Regions from separate parts of the Homo sapiens genome. Here region 1 is linked to region 2. A link is a loop called in an ENCODE intact Hi-C map of the cell type or tissue named here. Cell type or tissue: IMR-90. All regions are shown on one strand. Each heading gives the region's core, and the rest is flanking DNA. Links, peaks and the distances in the headings are about the cores only. Region 1 has its middle 14 kb from the start of FILNC1. Region 2 overlaps FILNC1 (FOXO induced long non-coding RNA 1).

Region 1 (8,346 bases), core at 206-8,205, 96 kb after region 2:
AAGGCTTCATGCTGGCTTAGGTGCAGATCTGCCATTTGTTGACAGACTCTTTCCCAGCACCGAGTATGTTGGGGTCACTGGGAAAGAGGAAACTTATGAATAAATTTGAAAAGGGGTCTGAAAATTTAGATGAATGCCAAAGGAGTCCTTTGTGAATAAAATTAAGCAGTCATTGCCACAGAGGACAAATGTTTTAACTGACTCTGGTCCACACAGCCTCCTAAGGTTTCCTCCAGGAGGCAGAGGCATGGGTCTGTACTAAATGGCTTAATTTTCTTAATCAACTATTTCATTGTGGGTTTTAAATTTTATTCCCATGCCTATTTTTTTCCATTTTGCCATAATACAGCTCTAAGTACCGTGGCAAACATTTGACAGTTTGCTCAGCAGGTGCTGGGCTCTGCAGAGCTTGCGTAGCTCTACCTTTTATTAATTGGGTTTCAAAATGTGTTCTTGTGTGAACAGAAGCTAAGATGGGACTATTGTACCTGTCAACAGGAAGCTGGGCAAAATAAAATATTTGGAATGTGTTTTAAAATAACTCATTGTGCGCTTGATCAGTAGAGACTTTAAAAGAGAAATATTCTTTAATGTTGAAATAAATAATCATACAATCAAAATTGCAATAAAATTAAAGAAATGATGGGGTTTCTTCAACGTTCTTCAGTATTTGATTACAATGAGAACATTCTCTTTGTGCCCAATAGATTATGCAATGATGAGATATTTCTTAAAAAGCATTTTAATAAAAAAATCTAGAGGCTTGGGGATGTAGTAACTACTTGGAAAACCAACAAATAGGCCTCTCTAAATACGTCTGGATGTTTCCAATTTAATTTTTTATCTCCATTTAAAAGTTTTTTTCCTTATCAAGAAAAGCTCTGGATCCAAAATTTCACATTCCAGCTTTAAAAAGCTCTGCCTAGCCTTGACCGTCTGAGGAATATATTTTTCTTTTGGTAAAGCAAAAGGATCTTTGTGATTCTTTTCCTTTTTTAATATGTGTGCTTCAAATGAAATGAACTTTAATGACATACATTCTAACACTCTCATTTAGGGCAGGGGATCACAGGGAGGTGAAGAGCGAGCAGTAAAAGTTGACGAAAAGCTCAGAAATGTGTCAGGCCCTCTCTTGTCATTATCATTGTCATTTCCATCATTAGCTCTACTCAGCTATAAAATAGTGAATGGTGTCTGTCTTCTCTTGAGGGACTGGGTAGGCAGTTCCCCTAAAAAGGGTTGTGTTCTGAAGTTTAAGTATGGTGAAAACAGAGATGAAGCCATAACAATCTTAAGGTGAAAGGCTGAAGAGATAAAGAAATCTTTATGTTTGTTTCCAATTAATAACATAAGGTATTGTTATTGTAAAAGTCTTGAAGAGTTGTGAAAATGAGGACGATGTAAAAAACAAAAAGCCCCTGAAATTCTACTCCAAGAAATGACCACTAATCAGTCTATTCCTTCGTGAACTTTCTTACATGCATCCTACACACACACACACACACCCCCCCTACACAAAGACACACATATACTTTTTTTAAAAATAAAGATGTAGTTACATTAAGCTGTGTGTCTCAGCTTGCTTTTGCATAATTGTCATTATAAACAAGGACAAGATTTGTGTTTGATGGATAAAACTGCCACATCCTTTTAATGTCTGCCCAATATTTCCCCAAAGGGATGGAAAATAATTTTTTAATCCAATTCTTATTGACAAACTTTCATGATGTTTCTAATATATCACTATTACAATCACTTGGGTGAATATTTCTGGAGAATAAATTTATAAAAACAGAACTATGGAGGGAGAAGTTTAAAACTTTGCTACATAGTTCCAAGTTACTGCCCAAAAAGTTGTAACAATTTATATCCCTGTCAGCAATATATGAGAAAGTACACTATTCCACATATTTTTAAGCTTTGCTAATCTGAAAGATAAAAATGTATCTAATTATTATTTAAATTTACATTTTTAGCTGCACTGAGGTAATTTATACATTTACTTGGAATTTTTCCAGTACTAAATCATCTCACCGAAGAATACAGCGCAGTTTTGTATTTATTAAGTCCTCCTTCATGATTGTCAGGAAAGTTATTTTATTTTTCTGGTAGACGTCTTGCAAAGAGCTTATTAAATTTTGATGTATTATATACTTTTATCACTGATGAACTGGGATTGTTAAAAATTATATTACCAAGTAATTTTGCAAATATAAACCTATTGACATTTAAATTTATTTTATATCTAGCCACTTTCCTGAATTCTATTAGTTTTAGTACTAAAAGTTTCAGTTAGTTTTTTGTTTTGTTCTTAGGTAGACTATAATAATGCTGCAGGTAATAAATTTTGCCTTTATTTTCCAATAAATACGATGTAATCATAATGGTCATCCTCGTCTAATTTTGGAATTCAGTGATAAACTGTCTAGTTTTTCACTGCTTATGATAGTGTTTTATTTTATCATCTGTTTTGGGCCTTAGACCACTTTGAGAATCTCAACAAATCTTTCTTTCAAAGCACATGTGCTGCACAAACAAGCAAAATTTTCATATATTTTTAGTTGATTCATACACCCCTTGAGACCGATGAACCCACTCACACAAAAACACACCACGGAACAGACTCAGCTGACATAACTAAAGTTGCTTCAACGGGACTGGCCAAAAAGAACATTTCCAAGTAGGTGAAGGGTGTCAACTTAATGCAGCAAGCATTTGTCCAGTTCTCTTTCATCAGGGGTTCTAGTTACCCAACAGAAGGGTTAGCTTTCCAGTGCAATTAAAAACAGACATTCTGCAAGGCAATGGCTGTAAACTCTCTTTGAATTACTCTCAGTCTATCCAGAAAGAGAGGCAGATAAGTAAACAGAGCAACATGAAAGTGATATTAAAGATGTGTGTGTTCTGGATGACAGCATACCTAGATACTGCCTTTCATCAACTGCAAGATGTTTAACAGAGAATGTGTCTTTTGGAGTGAGACTAAAAAAATGATATTGAAGACATAAAGACATTCAAAAAAAAAGCAAAGGTAGTTTGGGCTGATATATTTTTAGAATGATAGGTAGTCCCTTGAGCTTGGAACACAGAAAAAGTGCAAAGATTTTCGGTGCACTGTTGGAAATGACTTTGTTTTTATGGTATCCTCAGCCAAAATAACATAGTGTTACAAATCTTGCAAAATAAAGATTCCTCAGAAACCTCACACAAATTGCATAACTCTTCAACTATTTTGTTTCAGGGTAGGAACCTCATAGATATTCTCAGTCTTACCATTGACTTACCAATTTAATCCTTTTGTTCCTTTCTTATTTAACTGATCCAGAATATTATGGCCTGCTGAAAATGCCTGATAGCTCTCTTTGTCTGGTACCAATTTCAGAAACTTCTGGATGAATGCACAGTGGGAGTTGTTAGCAGTGGCTGGAAATTTAGTGTGAAAAAGCCAGGTTTGGGAGATTTACCAAGAAATATCAATAATCTACTTTACATCCATACATAGGAAAGTATATGTCTCTTGGGAATATTAACTCATCTTCTATTTACCGCAGTTAAGCTCCTTGGATGGTTTGTCCATGAACTGCATGCCTCTTTTCCCATTGTTTCTGTCAATTCATTCTCTTTCTTGTCTCAGTCCCTTCTATATTAAGATTTCCTCCATGCTTTTCCCCCATCTTCACTATTTCCAAGCAATCTTCAGAACTAGTCATCAGATCAGTTTGCACACCAAAAATCTTCCATATTTTGTTTGTCCTCCACTCTCAATTGAATCAGAATATGGAGGGTGGGGTGTGGCAGAGAGGGGTTTGTGGCAGACATCGGTACTTTTTAAAGGCTCCTCAAAAACGAATCTCATGAACAGCCACCACTGAGAATCACTGGAACCAACAGCATCCCTCATTAAATCCTCATTGTACCCCTCACTACTTAGTTCCCTCGTTCTGCCACCTGTTTCCAAATAGGCTTTGAGTCTCCCTTTTTCTAGTAAACAGTCAATAGCTGCATTCTGCTGTAGAAATGACCACTATTACACCAGATTTTCTTATATTATGAATGCCCATGAGTTTTCACAATTAAGATGCTGAAAGCATATGTGAAAAAGAAAAACATCTTCAATGGAAATATAGTTTCCCGTGTTTTTTTCCCCTCCTTTATCTCCCCAGTGTAAAATTACTGAGCTCTCTTTGTGCCTTGTCCATTCGTCATTTGTTACTTCACCCTAATTTATGAATTCATGTGATGGGCAACATATTTATATAGTATGATTACAATGGCACTGATACAGGAATTTTGATGCTCAAAGCATATTAAGAAAAGAAAAAAGTAACAATAATGATGAGGAATTCCTAAAAGAATTCCTCAGGTCTTTAGAAAATGATTATGTGTAAAATATTTCCTAAAGTATTCCATCTTATAACTGCTAAGATACTCTACTGTGAATGCAAAGCACATCTATTTGATTATTTTCTTTTCCTCGTGTCCTTAGTTGTATCTGTATCCTTTAAATCAGTGTTGCTTTAGTAAACTCTTTGTTAGTATTTGCCAAATTATCCTTGGATTCAGCTACCTTCCATTGTGTTATTATTGTAGTCATATCCTCAAAGTGTATTTGTAATACATTTTTCACAGATGATCCTAAAACAAGCTGTAATTAAGTATATAATTATAGCATATATAGTAGAAGGATTATTTTTTTTAAAAAATGCCAAGTAGCTTGTAAGGCCTCTGGAGAATTCTGAAATACACAAAACAAAAGCCATCATAAACTTGCTCCTTTTTTTTTTTTTCAAGACTGGCTCCTTTTAGTTCTGCTGTCTCCTGATTCCTCATTCACGAAGTGTCACACAGTAGATGATCACTGGATTCATGATACATGTGATGGCAGAGTCGATCTTTTTTTTTTTTTTTTTTCTGGATTGTGTTTTGCTCTTGCTGCCCAGGCTGGAGTACAATGGCATGATCTTAGCTCACCGCAACCTCTGCCTCCCGGGTTCAAGTGATTCTCCTGTCTCAGCCTCCCGACTAGCTGGGATTACAGGCATGTGCTAACACGCCTGGCTAATCTTTTGTATTTTTAGTAGAGATGGGGTTTCTCCAGGTTGGTTAGGCTGTCTCGAGCTCTTGACATCAGGTGATCTGCCTGCCTCGGCCTCCCAAAGTGCTGGAATTACAGGTGTGAGCCACTGCACCCGGCCTGAGTCAAACTTGTATGTGTTGACTTTATCAGGCTATATTTCTCTTACTACATTAATAATTTCATTGAATAAGTTCCAGTTAAGTGATAGTGCTTTAAGGGCAATACATTTCCCCAAACCAAAATGTCATATTTATACTTTAAAGTAATTTAAAACAATTAAATATTATAGTCAGTCAGAAACAATTTTTCTAATCTCAATTGATATCATGCCTACAAATAGCATAAATTTATTTCCATGCAAAAGCTCTTCAATCCTGTACTAAAAACAAAAACCTGAGCTCTATTTTTGGCTTAGCATTAATTTCCTGCTGTAAGTCTTCCAGTTTCCACGTTTATGAAACCAGCAAACTAGAGAAAAATAAACGGTTGTGTCCTTGAAGCCTAAGGACCTCAGGAATTAACGAGTTAATAATTTACACACTGCACATGTTCCTTAGGGGGAAATAGCCTTCATAACACACCACAAGTATAAAGTTAAAATAACTAAGGATGATAGAAGCAGTGAACTCCATTTATTGTGTGATGTGTATGGCATTTTGATTCTACAAATTCTGCCTTAACATATGGTAGCATTTAGCCAATACTCCTAATAATATTTATAAGTAGATTGAGAATTAGCTCACAAATACAATTCAGGAAGTTTATTCTGGTGATTTGTTTTTCATGTTCTGTGAAATGAATTGCATTAGAGGTCAGAGTAAGGGCCTTAAAGGGGCACTTCTTTAATATTTACAGTGAAGTTGATCTAGTTGAACATTGTAATGAGATACACACAACTGGCATCTCTTCTGGGAGTCAAATGCTGTCACTTTCTGCCCAGTTAGCCAAATTGTTGCATAATACGCAAAGATGGAAAAGGTCAGAGCAAATGGTCTCTGTGTTTACTGTTTTTCATTTTTAGCCACGGAAAAGAGGTAAACAAACTACTGTATGTGAGGACAAAGCAGGAATCGGAACCTAACTCCATAGCTGGCTAAATCTGTTCTCAGAGATCATTGCAACATGAATGCAATTCCTACCAAGTGTACTTAATTTGATCCTGCAAACCCTTAACCATTTTAGTGATTTGAAAAGAAGAGAAGAAAGAAAAATAACTGTTATCAGTCAAGCTGAAGGCAGTCAGCTCTCAAGGTTGATATCAACTCCCCAAATACATCACCAAATACCTTCATATCTCAATTTTCTCCTCCACAACTCACCTCTCATATTCCAGCTACCTCAGCCATCCACACACACACACACACACACACACACACACACACACACACAGTGAGAGAGAGAAGCAGATGGAACCACACAACTATCCCAACAACACTGGAGCAAATTAACAACTTAGAAAAGATGTACAAAAGGTTAAAGAGGAACAATTTGGGCTGAATAATTTTTTTAAAAGAAACACAAATTCACATATACTTTTCTAGGACACTTTCCTAAGTCTTTGCAAAACTTCTATTTAAAAAAAGAATGAAAGTACTTCATATTAAGGGTTTTTAAAAGTTAGTAATCATTTGAACATGTTTTTAATTACAAAATGCAATTAAAGTTTATTTGTGACCTACTAAAGAAGCTTCCTGCATCAGAAAAAGAGAATGAAAATGCTTGTTAAGGAGTCTATGCCTTGGACATCAGAGCATTCTAGGATTTTAAGATGGAGAATTCTCTTACAAAGGAAAGACTGTTATATTAGGTGTGACTACGTCAGAAAAACATTAAATTTTTCATTTGCTCCCGAAGGGGAAGCATTTTAATTCAAGTGACTAAATTTTTTTTTTCACTCAGCAAGAGATTCCTCAATCCTCTCAGGCTTGTAAAGATTTTGAGATTTTTACTTCTCTCTCTATGGCAATAAGTTGTCTATCTCTAATTTTCACCTAGCTTATTTTTTTCTCTGCCAGTGAAGTTTGGCTTAACTCCCCTTTTTAGAAGGTGTAAACAAATACATTGATTATTATCTAACCCATTTTAACTAAAAATAGCTAAGTTCATATTAAAATAAAACATATACACCACAATACTTATGTGTCAATTCTTTGAGCATTCATTTTCCTGACAACTATACATTTTCTTTGCACTATAAGCACCTCAGAATGTATGCTAGGATGTGCATTTTGCATGCCTAAAAGCACTTGTATTATTACGAGTGTGTTCATTCTACATTCCGCAGAGAATCAAAGCACCTAGAACATTAGTGGTGGAGTTATCAGATATCAAAGAATTTCCCCATGAAAAGAGTCTGGTGTCATCTGAAAGCAAATAATTTGTGTCCCTCCACTACATAAGCAAATAAGGCCTCTGGGCAAGAGAAATAGTTTTCCTGACATCCAGACGGTAAAGCTCATTCACTGCATAAAGCATGTTTCTCCTGTTTTCACAAAATTTTAAGAATGCTAGCTATGTGCTTCCCAGACCATAGCAGATTAGAAACTGCAAAAGGAAAAGAGATGGAACTGAGTAATAGAGTAGGCACCCCAAGAATGGCAAGGATTAATAGCTAACAGAAAAACTACTAAAAGCAGACAAATAAAATATAGTAATTTGAGATAATACAAAGATTTATTGAAAAGGTGAACTGCTTCAAACTTTTAATGGGCCATAAGTGCATTGGTACATTTATATTTATAGTTATACCTGAGTCATAAAAATAGTTATGTTTAATATACCGTTTAAGGTGTTTAAGAAAGCAGAGAAATTTCAAGTATAATTATGTTTCCAATAAAAATAATTCAATTTTTTAAAGGTTTGAAGTTCAAAAATACAACTTTCAGATATTTAGGAAGTTTAGTTTTGCAGCACAACTTCTTTTATTGCAATCATAGAATTAAATGAGGTATTGGCATAATATAACTTTAAAGTTTGACTATTTTTGTTGAGGTAAAAAATTATCAAGAGTTCAAGTAAAAGACTAGGAGAAGTTTTATCTAGAAGAGACTAAGCCTGTTGTCACATTGAAAATGTTTTCCTGGTCACCAGATAAATGCAGTGAATAAGAACAGATTTTGTCAATTGTCCTGATTTCATTGTATTTTACTAAATTAACAATGTTCACACAGAGAGGATAACAGCTGAGTGAACCCCTAAGTTATGGGGGTTGTCAGAGGAGAGGATGCCTTGCCACCACATTTATTGCCTCGTTTGTCGAGATCTTGCAT
Region 2 (8,346 bases), core at 221-8,220:
TCAGAATTTAGATTTTCCTACTGGCTTGTGTAATTTTTGTTTGTATGGGATAGAATCAGGTTCCATCTTTTATTCTCCTTCAGAATATCATTAACAAAGAAAACTTTGAATGTTAGTTGGTGGGATAGATACATTGACACTGTTTACATAGCACTGTTTCCTACTCGGGCCTGCACACAAACATTCGCACACATTTTCATGTACACACACTCCTGGGGAGGTCAATGAATATTACAATTCTTCTTCTGGAAATAATCCTTAAGAATGAATGAGCAAAAGACACAGTTTTCAACCCTATTTTCTCTTCTCTTTCTCTCTTTTTCTTCCCTCTGTTCTTTCTCTCTCTCTCTTTTTTCCTTCTTTTTATTTTTTTCTTCCTGGAGAGGTTTCTGAAGTTCAACAGTGATTCTTTAATTAAGAGAAAAAAAAAACCACACATACACACACTAGAGAACAAGAAGGAATAGTAAACAGTTCCCTCCACTGCTAGAGGGGTTAGTTACAAAATAAACATTTCACAGACTGGACCACATCTCCTGTAATGAGACAGCTCTGGCTAGTGAGACTGCAGCTAAAGTCCCCCCATTAAGGGCATTCACTCGAAAAATTAAGCGACCCACTTGTGTTGACTGAAAACATCCTTGCAGAGGGTTTTTGCAATCACCTACAGCATTTTTTGACAATCTGCCTTGTGCTTAACACTGCCTTTCCTGAAGGCTCTCTCTGCTGTGTTTTGTTTTAATGGTTCAGCCTCCTCACTGGTGATTCAAGGTCTAAGCTCTTTCTGTTAAGCCTCTGTATAAAATAAAACTCCTTAAGTCAGAGAAAAGGAGAGGTGAGAAGGGCATTCAGTTTGATTTTTTAGAAGGACATACAGAGGCAGGAAATTAGTATTACATTTTTTCCTTCTCCAAACCAAAACATACTGACCAAAGAAGATTGTTCACATTTGCAAAATTTGCTTTGAGCTCCTCGAAGGAAAGATGCTATATAAAATCTAAAAATAAGCCATGAAAAAAAATGCCTTAGAATAAAAAAAAAAAGAGCATTCTAGCAATAACCTCAGAAATGTCAGCATCAGTCCAAGAAATGCAGCAGGAAGTCACACTAGGATATTATTTACAATCCGGTGGCATGTCACATATCAAAATATATCATGATCTATCAAAATTAGGTCACTGTCTCTAAAGCACTAAATACATACAAACTATTAATGAACATGACATTATATTCCTGTTTAAGCAATGAGAAGATGGAAGTAAAGAATTAACCCGGACAAAGTCATTGGAAAAACAACTGAATTTTAGCTCAGTATTTTCAAACAAGAAAAACTCAACAGGGGTCATACTTCATAACATTACAGATGAAATGAGACAAAAGGTCTAAACCACCCATTTATTTGTCTTTCAAGCTACAATTAAGAGCTACTAATTTATGAAGGTGTTTGTTCACTTGTCAACCAACACAGCACTGCATACTGAAATGTGTAATTCACTTCCAAGTCTCTTCTATCATCTAGAGTTATTTCTTTGACCCACTCACAAAAGGCATTTTTCTAACATATTAAATAATTGATTTCTGCTCTCTATTGTATCCATTGTATCAGAATTAAAGAAAAATACAGACAAATACATTTGTTTCTACAAAAGGTAAAAACATATACATGTAAGAATAAATTGTTAGCTAAACACTTCGGGGAGTACCTTGGAAAGCCGGAGACATAGATCACCTTAATTTACTCCAGGCACGGCTAGGTCTTCACTGTTACTCGTTGACGTCTACTCACCTTTGCTTCTTTACTCTTTTCAGCTTTAATAGCTCCCTTCTTCATCTCAACTATTCAAACCCAATCCAGATTTCACAACCCTGCATGAATAGCATTTTTTCTTCAGACTCTTCTTTGAAAAATGCTAGCTTTAAATTGTCCCCCTTCTCTGAATCCTTATTGTAGCTAGATTTCATATAACCCTATTAAAGACTTGGTTGTTTTGCTTTAATGTATGTTAGCTTTGTCATTCATTAATTCATTCCACAAATATTTATGGGATGCCTACTATGTGCCAGGTATAACTCTAGCTGCTGGGTATACAGCAATAAACACAACAGACAAAAATCTGTGCTCTAATTTGTGTTTACATTTTATTGGAATTTGTAGCCAATATACACTATAAATAAGCTATAGCGTCAGGTAGTGATAATGCTAAGAAGAAAAGCTAAAGCAGAGAAGAGTGATTAGAAATCTCATAATGGAGATATATGTGTGGAGAGGTGCATATGTGTGAATAGGGTTCTTATTTGTCTGATTTTGCTGAAAGTTTCCTTATAAAACTGGCATAAGAAAAAGCTTTTGCAAACCACTGCTATATGGTTCTTAACACAGTACTGGACATAATACAAGTATCAATAAATACTTACTAATTAATTCTTTTAGCTCTTTGCTACTGCCTTGGCCTATAATTATAAATAAGCTATTTTTACATTTGACTGTTATTCTCTGATGAAGAGGAAAGCAAAGGATCTTAACTCTGCTTAAAAAACAATGAAGTGTTTTGGAGTCTGAAGTCTTGCATTCTGAATTCACCTTTATTATTCATTAACTGCTTGACCTTGGTCAAATCCATTTTTCTCAGCATCTCTTTTGTCATTTGTAAAACAGTAATAACAATATTTGCTTCGCAGAATAAGGACCAATGAGGTCAGGCATATGACAGTATTTGTAAGATATTCTATGTTATACAAGTGGTGGTTATTTATATTATCAATGAGAAGTTGGGAGAAAAAAAACTTCCCTAATGTCCAGTTAGGAGACATGCATGTAAAAGGAATGTGGGGCTGTGGAGAGCTGAGTTAAGACACTAGAGCTTTAGGAATACACTCATCACATTTTACAAGGCAATATTTTAAAACGTGCCCAAGGGCTTCAACCAATAAAAAACTAAAGTTGCCATTTGCTAGAAGAAATAAACTTCCAGAAGCTATATAGTATCTGTTCCTTGTAGTTTATTCTTAAATGGAGAAAAGCAATTACATACACACAGAAATACCTAGTCAATCAGCCCTGAAGTAGTTACCAGGAACTTGAGACAAGCTACATACTTTTGTTTCAATAACTAACTGAACACGTGCTTCACTCAGGTCTGCTCCTAGATACTTTTATGGCTTATAGTTAACTCTGCTGGGTAAAGGTCTTGCCACTTCCCTGACCTTGGACCTTGATGTCATTGTGAAACTGCTGCATCCAATTCCAACTTCATTCTCAAGTCAGCCTTAACCACACTTACTGTTCTACCCAGCATTTGAGAAAGAGTGTGTCCCCAGAAGCTATGGGAAAAGATCCAGAATGCCTGTGACCATTAACGAGTTGTTAATGGTCTTAACAACTTATATTCTCTTGTATTCAGAACCAAAGCTCTTTGTTTTATGTTTAATGAAGAATATAAAAATGCAAAAATGTCCACAGGACATCAAAAAAGTATACTTGAATCTCTCATCCATTTCTGAAAGAGAAAAAGAAAAAAAAACGATGTTGAATTGTTTGGATTCCATTCAGAGGCATACAGAGAAATAAAAAGTTGAAACTAAGTTTTCGGATTAAAGAGTCTTTAAAGTGTACAATAAAAAAAATCTTGTGTTGTAATAAGGTCCAAAGGAAGAATCTATGTCTTTTCTCACGGCATTAGGAAAACAGGCTCTCACTAGAGCACAATCCACGCAGACCAGCTGTGGAGTCAAAGGGATATTGCTATCACAAATCCTTTTGGTATTCTCAGTGATAACTACTCTGAATTAGATTTTTTTTTTCCCATGGCGGTCTCTTTTCAAGCCAAAATCCTTCTTCAGTGGACCACTGGAATGGTGAGTGTTCAGTGAACCGCACAATTGCCAAAGAGATAAATATTCCAGATGTTGGGAATCAGAGGTTAAACTAGGTTTTGTTTGCATTACTAACAGACACCTTCCTACTTAAATCAGAAAGACTCATGGGCCTACAGGAAGTGACACACAACCTCAGAGGTATTTACTGTCCATAGTCTGTAACAGCATCTCACTCCATGCACAGTTGTAACTGCAGAGACGTTCTTGGACGTGTGTTCCCAGCCCTAAGTAATCTCCATAAACTTAACCATAAATCTAACTACAGCTAAACGTGAGAGTTTCTGTTTTGTTATTATATATCTTAATCTTCCGTGTGGAACATCACTCATTCCACAAGAAAAAGGAGAAGAAAGGCTCTGAACAATAAAATCAGCAATGTGTCTCCCCAAATCATGAAACAGTTAAGAATGAGCCCCACTGAAAATACAACCAGAATGTGAAACAAAGCCCCTCTCAAGCCCATCATAAAACCGTGGTCTGGTCAAGCTGCCTTTGTTTAGTAGTCAGGTCTTTGCTAGTGAAAAGTTGTAAATGCATAGGAATGTTTTATCCTTGGGTGTGACTGTTAGTAGCTTGCAAACAAGGAAGGAGAGGAGATGATAAAAAATATATATCAACCTTTTTTGATACCACTATCTAAAAGTGTTTTTTTCTCTCTTTCTGTAAAACCGTATAGATAGATGCCAAGCCCATAATCAATTTTTCCTATCCAGTGTTTGAATATGAAATCATTATAGTAATAGAAACTTATAATACTCAACCACCTTGACTTACATAAAAACTGACTAAGTCAGAAAAACATAGAAACAAAATTATTGACCAAAGCTGGTAAAATTAAAATAATTGATTTTATCTTTAAGTCTAGCCTTGGTGTATGTGGATATAGGCTGAACCAAATTAAGACAGAGAAGGAATTCCAGATCAATGTGGAGGAATGAAGGCATGCCATTTACCACGTTTTTCTTCCAAAATTGGCAGTAAACGTATTTTAAAAGAAGATAAAAAGCACGTTTAAGAGATTAATGAAAAAGGGAGAGGAGATAACAGGATTTTGTTTTAATAAGAAAATCAAGAAGCAGAAGGATGAGTAGTAAATGACACAGTAGAAACCCCAGACTATTTTAAGAAAACCTTAAAATTGAGCCAAATAACACTAGGATTCTGGGGATCCTTGAAACATAAATCATTAAGTACTTATGGAAGTAGAGTATACAGCTAAAAGTCCATAGGTATTAGCTAAAATTCTGTTTAAGAAACAAATAGAGACCTACACCCTAGGTGCTCAGAGATAGCCCCTTCCCCATCCTTGACAGACTAAAATTTTACTTTCTAACAATACAGAATAACAAAAACCCTGGATGCAAGAAAACCGGGCCCAGATAAGAGCTGTGATTCATTTCTTAAAAAAAGAAGGTTACGTGAAAGTCTATAGTCTGAATATTATTCCAGTCCGCTTATTTGGCGAAGTTCTAGAAAGAATGCTATCAGGGTTATGCCTGCAAGAAGAAGATGGGAGAATTACTAGGGGAGAAAAGCTCTATAAATTCTACCATTTGGGGACCTCCCCCAGTGAAGATTCCCAACCCTGTAATTCTACTGGGAAGTCTAGCATTTAACAAGTTCCACCCATAAATGCACAGTGTCCAGTTAGCTTCTTAGTGTGTCGTTAACAAATGTGCACAGCAAGCTAAATAGTCAAAGATATTTTATGAATGGCATAGACAAAAATAAAGATAATTTAAAACCTTGGAAGACATAAAGAAAAGGAAGATAAAAATAGATTTATAAAATCTATTATCATATTTATAATTTAAAAAATTATATGAATGCAATAAGATAATGCTGTCAAAAAATCTGAGAACAAAAAGAGCTATTCAAAAATTTAAAATATAATATAAAAAATTAAAATTCCATAGAGGATTAGAAGATAAATTTGATGAGGAGCCATAAAATAGAAAAGAAAGAGAAAGATGGAGAACAGGAAATAAATTAATAATAGAGAATCAGCCAAAGAGGTCCAACGTCTGAATAATAGGAGTTTTTGAAGAGAAATTGGAGTGAAAAATTACCCAAGAAATTATTCAAGTAGATTTTTCAAGAATGAAAGGCATGGATTTACAGATTAAAAGATCCCATCAATGAGCCAGCACAATGAATAAAATAAAGAACTACATCAAGGCAAGCTGTGAAATTTTGGATCACCGGGGATATAGTAACAATTCTAAAAAGGTCTATATTTTTAAAAATTGTTCAATTTTACATGAACAACAAAAACCAATTTGGCAGAAAAAGAATCAGAAAATAGAGTAGCATCAGTTTTCTCAAATGTACTCTTGGAAGGTAAAAATGTCTTTAAAATTTTGAATAAAAATTCTTTTCAATCTAGAATTCTATACCCAGCAAACTATCAAACATGTATGAAAGTTACCCAGCAAACTATCAAACATGTATGAAAGTAAAAAGATGTTTTAAGACATGCAAAGTCTCAAAAAATGTAACTCCTATGTATCTTTTCTTAGTGAACTAATAGAAAAGGTATAGCAATTAGATGTGTGTGTGAGTCAAGATAAGGAGCATTTGGGATTCAGAAAACAAGAGACCAACCAAAAAAGACCAGGAGCATTCTCTTCAAAAGGATGAAGGGACATTATGGAATAATAATTGAGGTGTAGATAGCAAGAAACTGGTCCAGGTTGAAGCAACAGGATGGAAAATTCCAGAAGGATGTCTCCTGGGGGATGGGGGAGTGGGGGTGGGGGGTGGATGAAAGCTCACCTGATGCTTTGAATGAACTTTGGCAAAGAATTTTGGAAGAAATCAGTGGTAGGTACACTGATTTCTTATTAATTTCAGGTTAACAAAAAGCTGTATGAACAAGAAATGTAGTCATAGTACACTGTATAGTTAACCTATGGATGCTGGTTAACATAGCCATGACAATGTAAGTACTGAATATTAGTTTAACCTAACTATTGATTGTATTGGGTGAATGGGGAAAACAGTGGAAGGAAGACGGTACTAAGGAAGTGTAAGAGAAATCAAACCTGCATTATCCAGAATGGGGAATTAAGATCTAAAATGGAAAAATCAAGAAATAGTGTCACAAGCATACCATTTAGAAATACAGAGGCAACTAGAAGAAACTACTGAGATCGTACAAGGTGGCAGTTTTGAAGAAGTAGAAACTGAATGTAGACAAGAGTGTGACAAGGAACTTGTTTCTTGTTTAGCATTATAGGACCAGTTGATATGGAAAATTATGTGTGTACAGCTGATAAAAATAACTTTTAGGCCAGGCAAGGTGTCTCAAGCCTGTAATCCCAGCACTTTGGGAGGCCGAGGAGGGCAAATCACAAAGTCAAGAGATCGAGACCATCCTGGCCAACATGGTGAAACCCCATCTACTAAAAATACAAAAATTAGCTGGGCATGGTGGGGCGTGCCTGTAGTCCCAGTTACTTGGGAGGCTGAGGCAGGAGAATTGCTTGAACCCAGGAGGCGGAGGTTGCAGTGAGCCAAGATCACGCCACTACACTCCAGCTTGGTGACAGAGCAAGACTCCGTCACAAAACAAAACAAACAACAACAACAACAACAAAATAACTTTTAATTTTAAAAAGAGAATAGCTAGAGAACTAGTGCTATGAAATGGTTTGGTACATCCAGCTACTAACCAACTGGGGAGATTTATACAACAAACTGTTGCTCAGTTGAATGTTTACAGAGAAGTAGTTACCAACAAGAAATAATTAAGATAGACACTCCTGGCCGACAGTACAGCCCAATCAAATATATAGAGGCAGGACAGGGGAGGACACACTCAGGAACCTACAGGTAATATGAAACGGTCAGAGCAGGGGGGCACAGATGGTGATAGTGGTCTGAGTTGAAGTAGGTGAGGAATGTGTCCAAATGGACATTGGAATCTTGAAATCCACCCTAAGGAGTTTGAACTTTTTTCCGCAGACAGTCGGGAGCTCTCTGCAGATTTAAGCCAGAGAAATAACATAACAGATTTCCATTTGGAAAAGTATATTTGACAGTTTTATGGAGAGTCAATACAAGGCCTGAGACAGAAGGCAAAGAGTCGATGCAGGGGAGTATTACGAAAGTCTAAGCAGAAACAAACAAGTGACTAAACCAAGGTATAGTAAAAGGGATGTAGAAGCATAAGGTTGTGGTAGCTACAATGCAGGAAACTGGTGCTAAGAAGAGAGATGCAGAAAATCTTCCCAATTACCCGAAGACACAAACCATTATCCCTGTTTAAGGGAAAACCATGCTAATTTGTCAAGTAACTTGAGAAGAGAACACAACTAGTAAATGATAAAATCAGAATTAAACCTAGGTCCCCATGAATACAAATCTTGTTTTTTAGCTGGATCACATGGAGAAAAACCTTTACTTCACACATAAAATGGGAATGATGATAGGATGTAACTCATGTGATGACTGGGAGGAGAAAATGAG

What was found. Peaks named below come from ENCODE experiments on the same cell type or tissue, not always from the same donor. Only the 100,000 strongest peaks of a DNase experiment are listed, where the experiment ranks them.
Region 1: it touches region 2 in a loop (2.0-fold over the local background); 3 of 110 quality-filtered maps call a loop at or near these places.

The regions. Positions count from the first base shown.
Region 1 is chr6:139,752,810-139,761,155 of GRCh38, reverse strand. No RefSeq gene overlaps it. Among named protein-coding and RNA genes, the nearest start is that of FILNC1, 14 kb to the left of the region's middle. In IMR-90, for the core only: no CTCF peak of the experiment used is centred there; a DNase peak (open chromatin) is centred at 7,565; H3K27ac peaks cover 1,028 bases.
Region 2 is chr6:139,848,335-139,856,680 of GRCh38, reverse strand. The region is part of intron 1 of FILNC1 (FOXO induced long non-coding RNA 1); the gene reads right to left. Among named protein-coding and RNA genes, the nearest start is that of FILNC1, 81 kb to the right of the region's middle. In IMR-90, for the core only: no CTCF peak of the experiment used is centred there; DNase peaks (open chromatin) are centred at 810, 2,810 and 3,950; H3K27ac peaks cover 2,073 bases.